2 separate regions of the Homo sapiens genome follow, and region 2 is linked to region 1. A link is an interaction called in ENCODE POLR2A ChIA-PET data of the cell type or tissue named here. Cell type or tissue: Caco-2. All regions are shown on one strand. Links, peaks and the distances in the headings refer to the core of each region. The heading gives the core; the rest is flanking DNA. Region 1 has its middle 14 kb from the start of SLC35F5. Region 2 overlaps ACTR3 (actin related protein 3).

Evidence for each region. Peaks named below come from ENCODE experiments on the same cell type or tissue, not always from the same donor. Only the 100,000 strongest peaks of a DNase experiment are listed, where the experiment ranks them.
Region 2: POLR2A ChIA-PET joins it to region 1 with 9 read pairs; 6 of 35 experiments call an interaction of 5 or more read pairs at or near these places.

Annotation. Positions count from the first base shown.
Region 1 is chr2:113,766,017-113,774,985 of GRCh38, forward strand. No RefSeq gene overlaps it. Among named protein-coding and RNA genes, the nearest start is that of SLC35F5, 14 kb to the left of the region's middle. In Caco-2, for the core only: no CTCF peak of the experiment used is centred there; a DNase peak (open chromatin) is centred at 3,725.
Region 2 is chr2:113,944,966-113,953,934 of GRCh38, forward strand. It overlaps ACTR3 (actin related protein 3), which reads left to right. Exons shown (of 12, transcript NM_005721.5): 9 at 6,514-6,606; 10 at 6,755-6,880. Among named protein-coding and RNA genes, the nearest start is that of LINC01191, 30 kb to the right of the region's middle. In Caco-2, for the core only: no CTCF peak of the experiment used is centred there; no DNase peak of the experiment used is centred there.

The DNA.
Region 1 (8,969 bases), core at 2,644-5,143:
CCCACCAGGCCCCTGTCCAACTGAAGATCACAATTTGACAAGAGATTTGGGTGGAGACACAAATCCGAACAATATCGTTTGACTTCTACTCTGCTCCTGATATCAGATACCACTCACCCAGTACAACATTGGCTCTTTCTCGTAATTTGCACTGAGGGAAACCAAAATATTTCACCCCAAAACAGAATTCTTTAACATATTTCAAGATGGCTATTCAGAAGGGCTGGAAATACGAGAACAGTTGAAAAGCTGTCTTTTTGTTGGGGAGAGTTGCATCTGTAGAGAAAATCTGCATTGATATAGCCAGGCTTTCTCAGAGGCCCTCTCTTGTCCAAATCTAAGGAAGAGTAACTGAGAATCTGATACCTCTAAAGATCTGCAAGAAATATTTACCATCTATTCTCTCTGAGGGCTGCTATCTGTGAGATTTCCTCTACATAACAAGACTATCTTTTCTAGCCAGTCCTCTTCTTCCCCAACTATAACCTATTTTGCCACCAAAACCTCTTTTGCCACAATCAAACCCTCCATTCTTTCTGTAAACTTAAGAGGTTCTATAAGCTTTTGTGCCCCATTTTCTGCTTGGGGTAATCACTCTGTGATTCTTTACATTACCATGCTGTAGTCTGCTGGCATGGGCCACTCAAATGGCAGGCAGCTTGGTACATGTTAATACATTTGTATGCCATTTCACCTATTAACCTGTCTTTCGTGAGTTGATTTTTCAGTGAACCTTCAGAGGGTAAAGGGGAAGTTTTGCACCAGCACTTAAACGCCTATCTGCTTCTTGTCACTAAGTGAACAACTCAGCCTGAGCCTCATACTCCCTGGGACCCTTCCCCAACCCCTGTGACCAGTGAACATCCCAGATTGCCTTAAGCCCCAAGGAAAAAGATTTGGAAAAAAAAAAGACTGAGGCCGTGATATGTGTAACATGTTATTAGATATGACTTTTCTTTTCTTCTGCTTTGAACAGAGTCCCTCAAAGTGTAGTGGCAGGACCAGCCCAAACTAGGTCTACTCTGTTGATAATAAAATGTTGAGTTACCTTATAGGTATAACAGAGCCAAAAACTGAAGGTCATGTTGCCTGGGCATGCACAGTAGAAAAAGCTTTGACCTTAACGATACCTGGAACCAACGATTTCTCTCCTCAGACCATCAAGACTGGGACATGACCTGAACCTGAATGCCATAATTTGGTAAATGGTCAAATTTGAAGCCTTCCAATCAGACCCTGCCAAGCCAACATTTCCAAATCCCTTTGCCTTGCTCTCTGAGCCCATAAACTTGCCCCAAACTCCAAATCAGGGAGATGGATTTGAACTTGGCTCTTATCTCCTTACTGGCCAGTTTGTAATAAAGCCTTTCTTTTCTCAAAAGCCGGTGCCATGGTTATTGGCTTCCATGTGCATCAGGCAGCAAGCCTGTTTGCTTAATAATGAAAGCACAGAACAAAAAATAGTTAGCAAATATAGTCATAGTGTAACGTGAGGTATTAGACTATCTATGTGGGACTTATAAAAAGTGTGTCTCAGCCAGCTTTACCATCAGCACAGCACGCATATCCAGCCTGTATATGTAGACTAAGCACCCATAAGAGGAGTTGAAGAGATGGGTAAGTATGAATTTATCTGAAGAGTTATCACATGATCTGAATATCACTATCAGTATCCCCACAGGGATTTGGGTGGTATGCTTCTTCCCTTCTCAAGCCAAGCAAAGCAGGAGGTGGGCACTTTGAGAGAGCATACAAAGACCTTGGCATATATTCTCTCAAGTTTAAGGGACACTGGTGCCCCAGTCTTGGGGTGAGGCTACAGCTAGAGGCTACAGGAGGCTTGCTACACTGACAGCAGGATAAGGAAATGGAACTTGGATGGGAACGGCCTGTACTTCCAGGCAGGGCAAATGAAGATGAATTTCTCATGGGCCAGAAGTGGATCTTAGAGGAAAGAGCCATAATGGGTTTCTTATGACATGAGGGATTCTGTCCACTAGGGCTGCCTAGAGGGATGCAGTACCCCTAACAGAGAATGACTCAATGGCCAGGTAAACCAGACAGGATCCATGTCCAGTGAACTCCAGGAAACATATTTCTCAGCAGAAACATCCTGTGAAAACAGAGATCTGTATTTGGAATATACCATATTTCCCAGCACGAGCATTCCATGAGAACATAAATTTGCATTTGGTATTCCAGTAAAGATTTCACAACCAGATCTCTAGGAAAACAGCCCATATATGAAGTGTTTCTGATGCCTGCGTTATGATTCCACGGTTCTTGACTCCCACCAAGGCCAACTTCAAGTTACTAATGTGATGTCACTGAACATGGAGTTGAGAAAAGATGCACAACAGAACATCATTATATGGAGTATTTCCACTCTGCATCTACAATTAGATATAAGTAAACTCAAGATAAGAGCATAGGTAATCATAAATGTGTTAAATTATTGGAGGTAATGAGTATTTATTATTAATGAGTAGAATACATTTATTTAATTATAAGTTTATATGTAATTTCATTGTTTTTTGTTTTTGTTGTTTTGGTTTCCTTTTTTTTTTTTTTTTTTTTGAGACAGGATCTCACTCTGTCACCCAGGCTGGAGTGCACAGTCTCAGCTCACTGCAACCTCTGTCCCCCGGGCACAAGAAATCCTCCCACCTTAGCCTCCCGAGTAGCTGGGACTACAGGCATGTACCACCACACCTGGCTAATTTTCGTATTAATATTTTTTGTAGAGACAGGGTTTGGCCATATTGCCCATGCTGGTCTCAAACTCCTGGGTGCAAGTGATCCACCCGCCTCACAAAGTGCTGGGATTAAAGGACTGAGCCACCATGCCTGTCCTTGTCATTTAATTATAATGATGGCTGGATTTAACCTCCTTGCAAAAATCCCTGATTTAACTAATTTAACTGTCAGCTCCTATGAGTCAGTGCAGGCCAATTCCCACATACCACTGTTCCATTTCCAGAAGGCACAAAAGCCAGATTACAGCCAAAGCAGTCAATTAAGGCCTTTCCTGATTCTTACCTGGCCTCCTTTCTCTACTCTGACTCCTACCCATGGAGGCATCAGAGATAGCCTTGTGAGTGGGGGAAAAGTAATAGAGCAAGATGTGAAATAAAGAGGTGAGCCAAGTTTTCTTCCCAACTGCAGGCTTTTAGGCCTGAAATAGGCCTTGGCTGGCAGAGGAGTGTAGTTTAATTGAATAAGAGTTAGAAGTTATAACTTTTAGACTAAAATGGACTTTCTAATATCTAAGCGTATTCAGAAAAGTTAAGCAAGTTCCTACTGTTTCATCCTGGGACAGCAAAGAACAAATAGAGCAAACAAGTTTATAGGAGAAAAGGTAATAAAGAATAACATTTTCTGTTTGTGCCCTACAAAGTCCAGCTCATTCAAGAAACAAATATACTAGTTATATATTTCTGTGTAACAAACCACTCTGAAAGTTAACAGCTTAAAAAATTATTTTAAAATGTATGTGGGCCAGGAATTCAGGGTGTAGCTCAGTGGTTCTGGCCCAGTCTCTTTATGAGGTTTCAGTCAAGATGTTGCCTGGGCTGCTGTCATCTGAAGGCTTGGCTGAGGCTGGAGGATCTGATTCTAAGATGCCTTCCTTACATGGCTGTCAGCAGAAGCCCTCAGTTCCTTTTTTTTTTTTTTTGAGACAAGGTCTCACTCAGTTGCCGAAGCCGGAATGCAGTGGTGCAATCATAGCTCACTGCAACCTTGAGCTCCTGGATTAAAGTGATCCTCCCACCTCAGCTTTCCAAGCAGTTGGGACTACAGGCACACACTGCCATGCCTGGCTAAGTTGGTTTTGTTTGTGGGTGTGTGTGTGTGTGTATGTTTGTGTTAGAGATGGGAGTCCCGCTATGTTGCCCAGGCTGGTTTCAAACTCCTGGCCTCAAGCTATCCTCCCAACTCATCCCCCCAAAGCACTGGGATTACAGGCATGAAGAACTGTGCCCGGCCCTTACCCAGGCTTTTTGAGTAGCTCCATCACTTGGTGGTTTGCTGGCTTTCCCCAGAGCAAGAAGTATCAGAAGGAGAGCAAGAAAGAAGCCTCAAAAGTCACACCATCATATTCTATTAATTAGAAGAAAGTCACTGAGAATGGCGCATATACAACAGGAGAAAAATGAGGCTCCACTTTTTGTAGCAAACAGCGTCAAGTTTCTGGACTTTTTTTTTTTTTTTTTTTTTTTTTTTTTGAGACTGAGTCTCGCTCTGTTGCCCAGGCTGGAGTGCAGTGGCACGATCTTGGCTCACTGCAACCTCCACCTCCCGGGTTCAAGCAATTCTCCTTCCTCAGCCTCCTTGGTAGCTGGGATTACAGGTACGTGCCTCCATGCCCGGCTACTTTTTGTATTTTTTTAGTAGAGACGGAGTTTCACAATGTTGGTCAGGCTGGTCTTGAACTCCTGACCTCGTGATCCACCCACCTAAGCCTCCCAAAGTGCTGGAATTACAGGCGTGACTTTCTGGACATTTTAAAACAATCTGCCTTAGTCTGTTTGTGTTGCTATAAAGGAATACCTGAGGCTGGGTAATTTATAAAGAAAACAGGTGGGCCAGGCATGGTGGCTCACACCTGTAATTCCAACATTTTGGGAGGTCAAGGTGGGCAGATCACTTGAGCTCAGAAGTTCAAGACCAGCCTGGGCAACATGGTGAAACCCTGTCTCTACAAAAAATACAAAATTAGCAAAGCATGGTGGTACATATGTGTAGTCCCAGCTACATAGGAGGCTGAGGTAGGAGGATCACCTGAAGCCCAGGGGCACAGATTGCAGTAAGCCAAGATCGCACCACTGCCCTCCAGCCTGGATGAAAGAGTGAGACCCTGTCTCAAAGAAAAAAAAAAAAAAAAAAAAAGGTTTATTTGGATCACAGTTCTACAGGCTGTACAAGAAGCATGGCATGGTACCAGTATCTGCAACTGGTGAGGGCTTCAGGGAGCTTCTACTCATGGCAGAAGGCAAAGGGGAGCCAGTATATTACAAGGAGAGAGAGGATGAGAGAGAGAGGAGGCAAACCTCTTTTTAACAAGCAGTTCTTACGGCACCAAGCAGGTCATAGGGATCTGCCCCCATGATCCAGTCACCTCCCACCAGGCCCCGCCCCCTGCATTGGAGATCAAATTTCAACATGGGATCTGAAGCAGAAAATATCCAAACTATCACCACCACAACCAAAAAAACATGCCCGAATAAATAAATAGACATTTATTAGTTATAGTCAAATTATCTCAAGTCAAGATGTAGCCATTTATGAATTTACTGAAGACTTAATTGTGAACCTTTCTATCTCTGTGTAGCTGGGGCTCTAGCTTGAGTCTAATAATTCAATGGTATTGGCTGGTAAACTGACACCTGTGGCAAAGGAAGACTGAGATTTTGCTGGAAAACGACTCATCCTAAGAAAGAACTAGGAAGCAATAGTGACCTATAAGAAAGCCTTGGTCCTTAGAAAAAAGGAGAAATTCTATGTAAAACATTGCATTGGTCTCATTCCTTTCGTCTCAGGCTTACTGAAGACCAGTGGAGAGAGGAAAGTAAGAAAGAAAGAGCTGCTTCCTTTGAAAATTTCTTACAGAATTTTCTTTCTTACTTTCCTCTCTCCACTTGTCTTCCGTGAGCCTGAGACAAAAGGAATGAGACAAATACAATGTTTTACATGGAATTTCTCCTCTTTTCTAAGGACCAAGGCTTTAAGAATACAACCCAAATCACAAAATAAGAACCACACAACCTGGAACCACAAGGTACCATCGAGGTCACTGGTGGGAGTGCCCAGGTGGGCAATAACGATGCCAAGAGGTAGACTCTGTGGTCCCCCATAATACAGTGGCTTCATCCAGGAAGAGAAGGCCTTGGTACATGTACAAACTGTTCATAGCAGCATTATGCAAAATAGCCAAAAGGTGGAAACAGCCCAAGTGTACATTAGTGGACGAAAGGATAAACAAATTGTGGTACATAAATACAGTGGAGCATCATTCAGTCATACAAAGGAATGAAGTACGTCTATATGCTACCACATGGATGTACCTCAAAAACGTTATGCTAAGTTAAAGAAGTTAGACATGAAAGGTCACATTCTGTATGATCTATTTACATGAAACATCCCCAATAGGTAGCATAACTTGGTGATTTCCAGGGAATACGAGGAGGGAATTGGAAGAGGACAACTGCTTAATGGGTATGGGATTTCCTTTTAAAGTGATGAAATCTTTTGGAACTAGATAGAGGTATTGGTTGCACAATATTATGAATGTACTAAATGCCACTGAAGTGTTCACTTTCTTTTTTTTTTTTTTTCGAGACGGAGTCTTGCTCGTCGCCCAGGCTGGAGTGCAGTGGCACAGTCTCAGCTCACTGCAAGCTCCGCCTCCTGGGTTCACGCCATTCTCCTGCCTCAGCCTCCTGAGCAGCTGGGACTACAGGTGCCTGCCACCACGCCTGGCTAATTTTTTTTTTTTTTATATTTTTAGTAGAGACAGGGTTTCACCATGTTGGCCAGGTTGGTCTCCATCTCCTGACCTCGTGATCCTCCTGCCTCGGCCTCCCAAAGTGCTGGGATTACAGGCGTGAGCCACCGCGCCCGGCTGGTTGATATGTTATGCTAATTTAACCTCATAAAAATTTTAATAAAAATAAATTACTTTTTAAAAGAAGGCTTATATGCGAGAACATGTGAAGAGCATCTAGGGAATCCAGAAATAGTTGGAGGGAAAATAGGAGATCTGTGGAAGTCAGGCATTATGTGTGTGTGCAGGTGGGAGTGCAAACAGTGAAGCTAGAGCTACAGTTGCTACTATGAACTTGTACCCATTTGAAAGCCTGAGCAAATTCAGATTATAAGCAGAGGGCCCCTGAATAGTGCCCTTCCTATGAGCTGTCTGAGCTTTACAGTTCATTCACGAAAGCTCACTTTGTCTGGTACCCATTTGACTTTTGAGAGCCATTTGTCAGGTAGAGGCAGGGTTATGGTCTGAAGGCATGAAAAAGCCCCCACTCTCTTCTTTGATAAAATTAATTAGGTCATCAAAAGAGTCAACCTACTAATACTAGGAACCCTGAGAAAAAGGAGAATTTTATACTTGGTGACCCTGCAAACAACTGACCCCATTTCTTTTTCTTTTTCTTTTTTTTTTTTTTTTTTTTGAGACGGAGTCTCACTCTGTCACCCAGATTGGAGTGCAGTGGTGCGATCTCTGCAAGCTTCACCTCCCGGGTTCACGCCCTTCTCCTGCCTCAGCCTCCTGAGTAGCTGGGACTACAGGCGCCCACCACCACACTCGGCTAATTTTTTGTATTTTTAGTGGAGATGGGGTTTTACCATGTTTGCCAGGATGGTCTCGATCTCCTGACCTTGTGATCTGCCCACCTTGGCCTCCCAAAGTGCTGGGATGACAGGCGTGAGCCACTGCGCCCGGCCCAACTGACTCCATTTCTTAATAGCAGTTTTCCATGCAGCCTTCTGACCGTTTTAATTTGTCTAGTTTATTTCTGAAAGTGTTAGGTGGGTACAAGAAACAAACATCTCACCTCTCTACCTACTCTCAATCAAATGAGACAGTGCTTCCTAGGACGTGATTCTCTTGAAGAGGGCTTGCTTCTGTGGCCAAAATTACATCCCCTGAGAAATCCTAAGATGACTCTGGGACCTTTTGTTCAGGCAAATCTGCAAGGGCCTGGTTTTGCTCCTGAAGTTCACAAAAAGACATGGTAATAGCAAAGTTCATTCATGGACGTAATATTTTTAAGAAATATTTAGACTGAGCATGGTGGCTCACTCCTGTAATCCCAGCACTTTGGGAGGCCGAGGCAGGCAGATCGCTTGACGGCAGGAATTCAAGACCAGCCTGGCCAATATGGCGAAACCCCGTCTCTACTAAAAATACAAAAAAAAAAAAAAAATGAGCCGGGGGTCATGGTGGCACATGCCTGTAATCTCAGCTGCTCGGGAGGCTGCGGCAGGAGAATTGCTTGAACCCGGAGGCAGGGGTTGCAATGAGCTAAGATCCTGCCACCATATTCCAGCCCCAACAGCAAAGTGAGACTCTGCTCTGCCTCAAAAAAAAAAAATTAAAGTGCCTTCTTATGCACAGGACACTTTTAAGAAAGTGTTGCAATACAGGTTTGTGCAAACGTGTAGATAAATTATTTACTACCTTAAAAATTTTATACTATAAGCTTGTATCACTGTAATTCCTAGTAACTCTGAAGAGCAAAATTTTATAGAACTTAAAACATATTGTAGAACTCAAAACATATCATAAGTCTGAAAGGTATTGTTTTCTATCATGGGCCCTCATATGGCAACTGATCAAAACATATTTATTGGTGCTCTCTTCTATGACCAGCAAGCATTGTACTAGACAATATGGAGGATATATTCATTGGCTCTACAAATATTTGAGTGCCCGCTGTGTGTCATGTTCTACTGAAGGTACTAGTCTATCTTAGAATGGCCTTAACTTCAAGGCACTAAATATCTAACAAAAAGCAAAACAGGCCAGGCACAGTGGCTTGCGCCTGTAATCCCAGTACTTTGGGAGGCTGAGGTGGGTGGATCACCTGAGGTTCGGAGTTTGAGACCAGCCTGGCCAACATGGTGAAACCCCATCTCTACCAAAAATATACAAATTAGCCGGTCATGGTGGCATGCACCTGTAATCCCAGCTACTCAGGAAGCTGAGGTGAGAGAATTGCTTGAACCTGGGAGGTGGAGGTTGTAGTGAGCCAAGATTGCACAACTGCACTCCAGCCTGGGTGACAGAGTGAGACTCCGTCTCAAAAACAAAACAAAACAAATAAGACTCTGACTTTCTAGAGCTTATATTCTAGAGGGAGGAAGTAGATAATAAATAAACAAACATGGCCAGGTGTGGTGGCTCATGCTTGTAATCCCAGCCTGGGCTACGGAGCGAGACGCCATCTCAAAAACAA
Region 2 (8,969 bases), core at 2,558-5,057, 180 kb after region 1:
TGATAAAGCAGAGATTAAAGTATTACAGCATAGAGGAGAGAGCAAGTCCTGAAAGCTGAATTACCTAGGGATAGTGAGGGTACAGGTATTGGAGATCATGATGAAATGACACATAATAATTGTGAATTGGTAGCAGAGGAGTGAGCATGAGAAGGATAAGGAATTGTGGTCAGACTAGTATACTGGAGTGTGAAGGTTTTTGGTGGTACATTTTCTTTGCACTTTATCAAAACATAAAGATTAAGAGGATGTATACACACAATTTTAAAGGTCAAATAACACTGACAGACTTAAAATTAGCAGCTCTTCACCCTCCTGCTGCCATTGTGTTCTATAGAGCATCCACTAGCTTTTAGTTATTGCTCTTGGTAGTAACCCCCAGATTTCTAAATACTGTGATGGTATTGCAGGAACATGGATGGAGCTGTTTCTTGATATGTCACTGTTAGTGGTTTAAATGCTAGCCTCCTTTCAGATTAGTTCTTTCTAGACTCTCTTTTCTTCCAGCCTGCCAACATGTTAGGTTATTGTTATTAGGTAAATCAATAGTATTGTAATATTTATAGTATTATACCTGAGACTGTTGTTCACTTTTGAGGCAAGTAGTGTAATGTGATTCTTTTCCCTTAAAATTCAGCTTTTCCTACACTTTCACCTTGTTTATTCATTTGCTTCATTTTCTTTTTTTTTAACTTTAAGTTCAGGGGTACATGTACAGGTTTTTATATAGGTAAACTTTTGTCATGGAGGTTGTACAGATTGTTTTGTCCCCAGGTATTATTAAGTCTAGTATCCGTTAGCTATGTTTCCTGATCCTCTCCCTCTTCCCACTCTCCACCCTCCGATAGGCCCCAGTGTCTGTTGTTTCCCTCCGTATGTACATGTTTACTTATCATTTAGCTTCCACTTAAAAGTGAGAACATGCAGTAATTGGTTTTCTGTTCTTGCACTGGTTTGCTGAGGATAATGGCCCCCAGCTCCATGCATGTTCCTGCAAAGAACATGACCTCATTCTTTTTTATAGCTGCATAGTATTCCATGGTGTATATGTACCACATTTTCTTTATCCAGTCTACCATTGATGGGCATTTAGGTTGATTCCATGTCTTTATTTTTGTGAAGTGCTGCAGTGAACATACATATGCATGTGCCTTTATGATAGAACAATTTATACTCCTTTGGGTATGTGGGATTGCTGGGTTGAATATTTATGTTTTAGGTTCTTGAGGAATTGCCACACTGTTTTCCACAATGGTTGAACTAATTTACACCTAATATACACCAAGAGAGTATAAGCGTTTCTTTTTCTTTCCAGCTTTGCCAGCACCTTTTTTTTTCTTTTTAAATTGTATTTATTTTTTAAAAATATTTTCTCTTTCCTTCATTTTTTAGGAGGGATGGTGTGAGAATATTTTTTGAGTTTTTAATAATAGCCATTCTGACTGGTATGAGATGGTATCTCATTGTGGGTTTGATTTACATTTCTCTAATGATCAGTGACGTTGAGCTTTTTTTCTTAAGATTTTTGGCCACATATATGTCTTCTTTTGAAAATTGTTCATGTCCTTTGCCCACTTTTTAATGGAGTTGTTTTTTCCTTGTATATTTATTTAAGTTCCTTATAGATGCTGGATATTAGACCTTTGTCAGATGTGTAATTTGCAAAGATTTTCTCCCATTCTGTAGGTTGTCTGTTTACTCTGCTGATAGTTTCTTTTGCTGTGCAGAAGCTCTTTAATTAGATCCCATTTGTCATTTTTTGCTTTTGCCATCTTCATCATGGAATCTTTGCCCATACCCGTGTCCAGAATGGTATAATTTGCTTCATTTTGTTTGTACAGTCATTTATTCATTCATTTATTTATTGGGGTTTGAATTAACTTTCTTGTTATACACGGTCTGGAAGGGAACCGAGGAGGGTGGGTCTCATTCTATATAGAGGATTTTAACAGTTTCTTTTCCAAACAGGATTGAAATATTGTATTCATTGTTTTTTTGCCCCCTGATTCATCCTTGGTCATTTACCTTTCCTTTTAATTCTCTTGCTGTCATTTTAGCGGAGAGTCAAGAGACGGGAGAGATAACCACATGTAGCTGGAAGTTAGGACAGATTTTTGTATGGGCCATTTATATGTGAGTAGATTAATAGAAGTGTGTCAGACCTCATTTCATTTAAGGCACATCAATTAACTTGAAATTGAAATCTTAGAGAAGAATATTAAAGCTCCAAGTTGGGGACAGGAATTAGAAAATTGCAGAAGATCCTGAGCAAATGTCCTGCATGAATAGGATCATGACCACACGATGGATAATAGCATGGGATATAGGAGATGAGCATTTGAATGGAATATGCTTGACAAATGAGCTTAGCTGATGCCTTGGCTTTCTTAAAAACCTTGAAGTAGGCTGGTTGTGGTGGCTCACACCTGTAATCCCAGCACTTTGGGAAGCCAAGGTGGGCGAATCACTCAAGCCCAGGAGTTTAAGACCAGCTTGGGCAACATGGGAAGAGCCCGTCTCTACCAAAAAAATACAAAAAATTAGCCAGGCATGTGGCGTGTGCCTGTAGTTCCAGCTACTTGGGAGGCTGAGGTGAGAGTATTGCTTGAGCCCAGGAGGTCCAGGCTGCAACGAGCTGGCATTGCACCATTGTACTCCAGTGTGAGCAACAGAGCAAGACCCTGTCTCATAAATAAATAACCCAAAGCTTTAGATATGTAAATAAAATGTGTTTCATATTGCTTAGGAAAGGTATAGTTGGCTGGATGAAAATGTGTCTTGCTGCTAATGTTTCATATATCATTTTTTCTATTAATTTGAATAACCTTTATTGTTTCATACACCAATTTTTCTTTATTTTTTAACTTTAAAACATTTTCTGTTGTCTATAGCTTTATGTTCCTTATAAGTAATTTCTTCTATGAGAAACCTGTTTCTCTTTTTAAAAAACCTGTTTTGTTTTCTTTTTTTTAAAGGCTGTTTTTAAAAATCAGTTATATATATGCACATGGTTTAAAAGTCTTGGTCTGCGTATCCTAACAAAAACTAGGGGTGCCCTGCATGTTTCTTTCTCTTGTTTTGTATTTCTAGAGGTAACCACTTCAAACTCTTCTTAGTTGCTTCTTTTGCTGATTACCTCCTTAGCTATGAATTGCTTGGTTATATTGCAACTTCAAATTTTTTTTCAGTGTTAGGCTTTTCTTGTTTTCTTTTGGAAACAGGGTCTTGCTCTGTCACCCAGTGCAGTGGCTGAGTCATGGCTCGCTGCAGTCTCCCCAGGCTCAGGTGATCCTCTCACCTCAGACTCCCAAGTAGCTGGGACTACAGGTATGTGCCACCACTTCCAGCTAATTTTTGTATTTTTCGTAGAAACAGGGTTTTGCCATGTTGCCCAGGCTGGTCTTGAACTCCTGGGCTCGAGCAATTCACCCATCTTGCCCTCCCAAAGCGCTGGGATTATAGGAATGAGCCACTGTGCCCAGCCCTGTGTTAGGCGTTGTCTGTCGAATTCCAACTATGGAAGAGGAAGATTGTCTTTTTTATCCTTCTTCTGTCATCACAGACAGGACCTTTCTATTCCCTTTTCATCTCATTTGTTACATTATAATTTCAAGTAGGTTGAAATTCAGTGCTTATGTTTTTGTGACCACAAATTTTGTTCATATCTGAGCCATGTAGTTAACCATGAAATCTTTTCCCTTCCTATAAGTAACTTTGTTTTCCAAGAAGTCATTAATAAACTGTTTGCTTAGTGCTAAAATAATTACCATTCATTCACCTCCAAACTCTCTTCAGTAGTTATATAAATCTCTTCTCAGGATATTCAGATGTATAGGGTTTATTCATCAGTTTAATTTTCTGAAGTGTCTTTTACATCCCAATCTGAACTTGCTTCTGTCGGTTCCCAGTATAGAGTTGCCATATTCCTTTACTATCATTCTAGGGATTCCCTTTCCCTCTCTCTTGTGTTGGATCTCTTTTTCGTATATCCTATGTCTTTTTCACTCCATTTACATGATCTAAATGAAAAGATTTTGTATTAGTATGTGTCACTTTGATAACATTAAATCTCTTTTCATTGTATGCGCAGCCTGTAAATAATTTAGAACTAATCTTAAAAACTGGAAAAAGGCAGGGCGTGGTGGCTCACACCTATAATCCCAGCACTTTGGGAGGCTGAGGCAGGCGGATCACCTGAGGTCAGGAGTTCGAGATCAGCCTGGCCAACATGGTGAAACCCCGTCTCTACTAAAAACACAAAAATTAGCCGGGCGTGGTGGCGGACGCTTGTAATCCCAGCTACTCGGGAGGCTGAGGTAGGAGAATTGCTTGAACCCAGGAGGCAGAGGTTGCAGTGAGCCAAGATTGCGCCACTGCACTCCAGCCTGGGTGTCAGATCGAGACTCGGTCTCAAAAAAAAAAAAAAAAGAAAAAAAAAAAGAAAAAATTGACACATGCCTAATAATTATCAATACAGTTATAGACTCAGTTTAATAAATAAAGGAATAATGTCTCTCAACTAGGACAACCTAATGATAAAAATGAATGGCTGAGGAGATATACAATACTTGTTTGTTTTTCACTAATTAGAGCTAGATTTTGATTATTTATTTAGAGACAGAGTCTCTCTCTGTCACCCAGGCTGGAGTGCAGTGGTGTGATCATAACTCAGTGTAACCTCGAATTCCTAGGGTCAAGCAATCCTTTTTCCTCAGCCCTCTCAAGTAGCTGGAACTACAGGTGTGTGCCACCATGCCTAGCTAGTTTTTAAATTTTTTGTAGAGACAGGGTCTCGCTATGTTGCCCAGGCTGGTGTCAAACTCTGGGTCTCAAGCAATGGTCCTGCCTTGGCCTCCCAAAGCACTGGGATTATAGGTGTGAGTCACCATGCCCAGCTTCAAGTTGTTTTTTGTTTTTGTTTAAGTTAGTTTTTTAAAAAGTATGTTTTTCTTGAGTGCCAGCTGTTTGGAAATAGTAAGTTTATTTTGACTATGGTATATCATCGTTTGAATATATAGCTGATGTTTGTTATTCAAAGTAGATGTGCCAAAAAGTTCTTGAGAGCGCTGAATTAGTGAACACTGAGCTAGCTATTGCTCCTAGGGGAAATACAGTATTAGGTTTCTTTGAGCCTCTGGTAACATTTTTGTTATCCCATTAACATATACCCTTGTTTCATGTGTGTTTCTTTTTAAAGGCACTGCATTTAGTATATCATTTTAGTATATTCATTTATATTCAATAGCACTAGAACACATGTCTGAACAAAGCTATCTAACTTGCTTTTTCTCTGTAAGACACATCACAGCCTCCTTGTGTTTACTAGCCAGCACTTGAGCAGTATGCTTGGGGGCCATTTTAAATAATGAAATCACTAACAAAAATATGAAAACCGTGCCACTAAATAGAACTGTGAAAAGGACACTTGTTTATAGTATGAGAGCTGAAACTAGATAGCAGAGTATCATCTTGTTCAACCTCAATGGGGAATGTGCACATCAGTGGACTCAAATTTTTGTTGCTCTACACGTGCATGTCCATGAATAACCATATTTTGATTTGGGGAGTAACAAATATGTTTTAGCGATTAGGTAAATTCACAAATATGGAATCATGAATAATGAGATTAGACTACATTTATTTATTTCATCCCCTATTGATGGACTTAACGGGTTTTTCCTCTTAGAAACAAGGCTATAGTAAATATGCATATGTAATAGCATACATGTTTGGGGAGTTTCTTCAGAGTTTGTTGTAAGAAGTGGAGTTACTGGTATGTGCATTTAAAATTTTATTAGCTATTTGTATTAGTCCGTTTTCATACTGCTAATAAAGACATACCTGAGACTGGGCAATTTATAAAAGAAAGAGGTTTAATTGGACTTATGGTTCCACGTGGCTGGGGAAGCCTCACAATCATGGCAGAAGGCAAGGAGGAGCAAGTCCTGTCTTACATGATGGCAGCAGGCAAAGAGAGAATGAGGAAGACGCAAAAGCAGAAATCCCTGATAAAACCATCAGACCTTGTGCAACTTATTCACTCCATGAGAACAGTATGGGGGAAACCACCCTCATGATTCAATTCTCTCTCACCAGGTCCCTCCCACAACACGTGGAAATTATGGGAGTACAATTCAAGATGAGATTTGGGTGGGGACACAGAGCCAGACCATGTCACTATGTTACTATTGCCAAATTATTCTCCATAGTGGTTACATCAGTGTATACTCTCACAGCGTTATATGAAAGTTTCCATTTACCCAGATTTTTGCCAGCTCATAGTATATGTATGACTTTACATGTTTGCTATTCTGATAGTTATAAAATGGTATATATCATCATAATTTTGAGTTTTCTCTGATTTCAGTGTCTTCAATCTGAATCTGTTAGAGACCAGTATTAGTGGTTTCTAAAAGGCCTTTTGTTTTTGAACTGAAAACTTTGTTTAACCTTTTATTGTGATATTTGTCAGTAGTGATATGATCTCTATTATATATCCAACTTATTTTTCAGTTTGCTAATCCAGACTTTACACAACCTATCTCAGAAGTTGTAGATGAAGTAATTCAGAATTGTCCTATTGATGTCAGACGTCCTCTCTACAAGGTATTTATAGCAAAATTGTTATTCAAGGTCTTACTTTAAAAAAACTTAAACACCTCTCATAAAAAGGATATAATAGCATTTCAGTACTATATATTATATCTTTAAACTTTTCTCTTTTTAAATATTATATTTATTTTCTCTCCACTAGAATATTGTCCTCTCTGGAGGTTCAACCATGTTCAGGGACTTTGGACGTCGCTTGCAAAGAGATTTGAAAAGAACTGTAGATGCCCGGCTGAAATTAAGTGAGGAATTGAGTGGTGGTAGATTGAAGGTTGGTTTTCCCAATTATTGGTGAGAAGGTTGAGGGTGCCTTCCTTGATTAGGATGAGAAATATTTGCCAGCATTCACTCTGATTTAGAAAAATAAGAGGAACCTGTCAGGTATTCTAATGGAAATGGTTAATGTTATAGATTTATGTCTGTGATATTCTGGATCATTTGATTCTTCTAGGATATTGTCTGTATTTCTGGAAAATAATTCTTAGTAATACCTGTGGAAAGACTTTTTTTTTAAATACCTCTCTCATAGATAATTAATATAGTAGATTTCTTTGCATACACCAACAATCAAATTAATTATGGATCCACAAAATGTTTTATACTATAGAAGGACAGCAAAGCTGAGTTGAGATTGATGCCATTGTTGAGTAGTCAAGCCTGCTCTCAAAAACTGACTTTAGCTCCCACATAGCAACCTCAAAGTGTGCAGTCAAATCGGTGGTTTAATAAAGTAACCTTTGTATTACATGTCCTGGACCTTTAGGCTTGAGGTTAAAAAAAATCAAAATTAATTTAAAATTCTTAGATGTCTACTTTCTATATTTAGAGATAGATTCTTCATTTTTTTCATCCTTGTTAAATATTGAAGCAGAACGTTGATTTAGAGGAATGATATGGCTTTTTTCAAAGCTGTTTGAAAAAAGGTATTTCATGTGAATAAAATACCTTCTGCTTGGAAGATTACCAAGAATGAGGACTTTATCTGAGACTTCCATAATCATTCAGAATTACTTAAAAGTAAAGCACAGCACTCTAGGGTTTGCTGATTGTTGAGAAATTGCATGATGGCTGACTGTTGTCAGTGCCTATATTTTGATTATCTTGAGTAAACCTATCCCTAGGAATGCAGTAAAAAGTATATGTTTTGGGTGGAAGGCAAAATATTGAACTCTGTCCCTATAATGTCATGACTTCACACTTCAGGAAGTCTACTCAATAGACTTTTAAAATGTTGTGTTTGCTTTTGCATCCCCTTCCCAACCAACCAAACCACCAGCCCACCCCCATTCATCCATTCATTTGCCCATCCGTCTACTCCCCTTACCCACATATCTATCTACCCTACCTCCTACCTAAAAAAGAAGTCATTGGGTTTTGCAAGTATAAATTCTCTGTACTGAGAATCCTACTAACCACATTGATTATGTGAATGAACATAGTGCATGTTCTGGTTTTTTTGTTAGAATACTTAAAAGATTGAAGTTGATTGTCCTAATGGTATGGTTATGGATGTATTAAAGTAGCTGTTTAGTTTTTAATAACTCATTACAGATATATAAGTACAAAACAATGCTGTATGTTTCTGAGTATAGTATTTTAAAAAAGTGAGATTGTTTAACATTTTTAAGCTCTTTTTACACTTGTAAATAAGAAATAAATTTACCCAGTGATCAGTACCGTATCGACATATTGAAAGAAACAGATTGGGTGTCCCTTTTTTGAATTGCTTCATACCAGAAGTGTTGCAGGTTTTGAGTTTTTCTGGATTTTGGAGTATTTGCATTATATACTGGTTCAACATCCTTAATCCAAAAATCTGAAATTCTGAGCATTTCCTTTGAACATCATGTTGGTGCTCAAAAAGTTTTTGGATCTTGGAGCATTTTGGATTTTCAGACTTGGGATGCTCATCATGTATAGGAAAAACCTTGTGTTTTGGAGGACTCTGCCTTCTTCACCTTAGTTTTACTTGCTAGTAACTTTTATAGATCTTAATAGCATGCCTTTATCTATCTATCTCTGGCTTTATTTTCCTTCAGTCTGTAATTTTTAATGGCAACCAAACAGTTTTGAAAAAAGCCATATCATTCTGTTTCTATAAATAGGTGTGTGTACACACACACACACACTAAATTGTAGATATGATGGTTCATTATCCCCAAACATTTTAGTATATTTCTAAAATCAAGAACATATTACAATTATCAAAATCATGAAATTAACCTTGATCCAGTGTTATCTAGTTATAGAACTGATTCTAATTTTACCGGTTGTTTCACTAATGTCCCTTATAACAAAAGGAAAACAAAATACCTTCTTCCCCCTTATCCAGGATCCAATCAAGGATTGCATGTTTCATT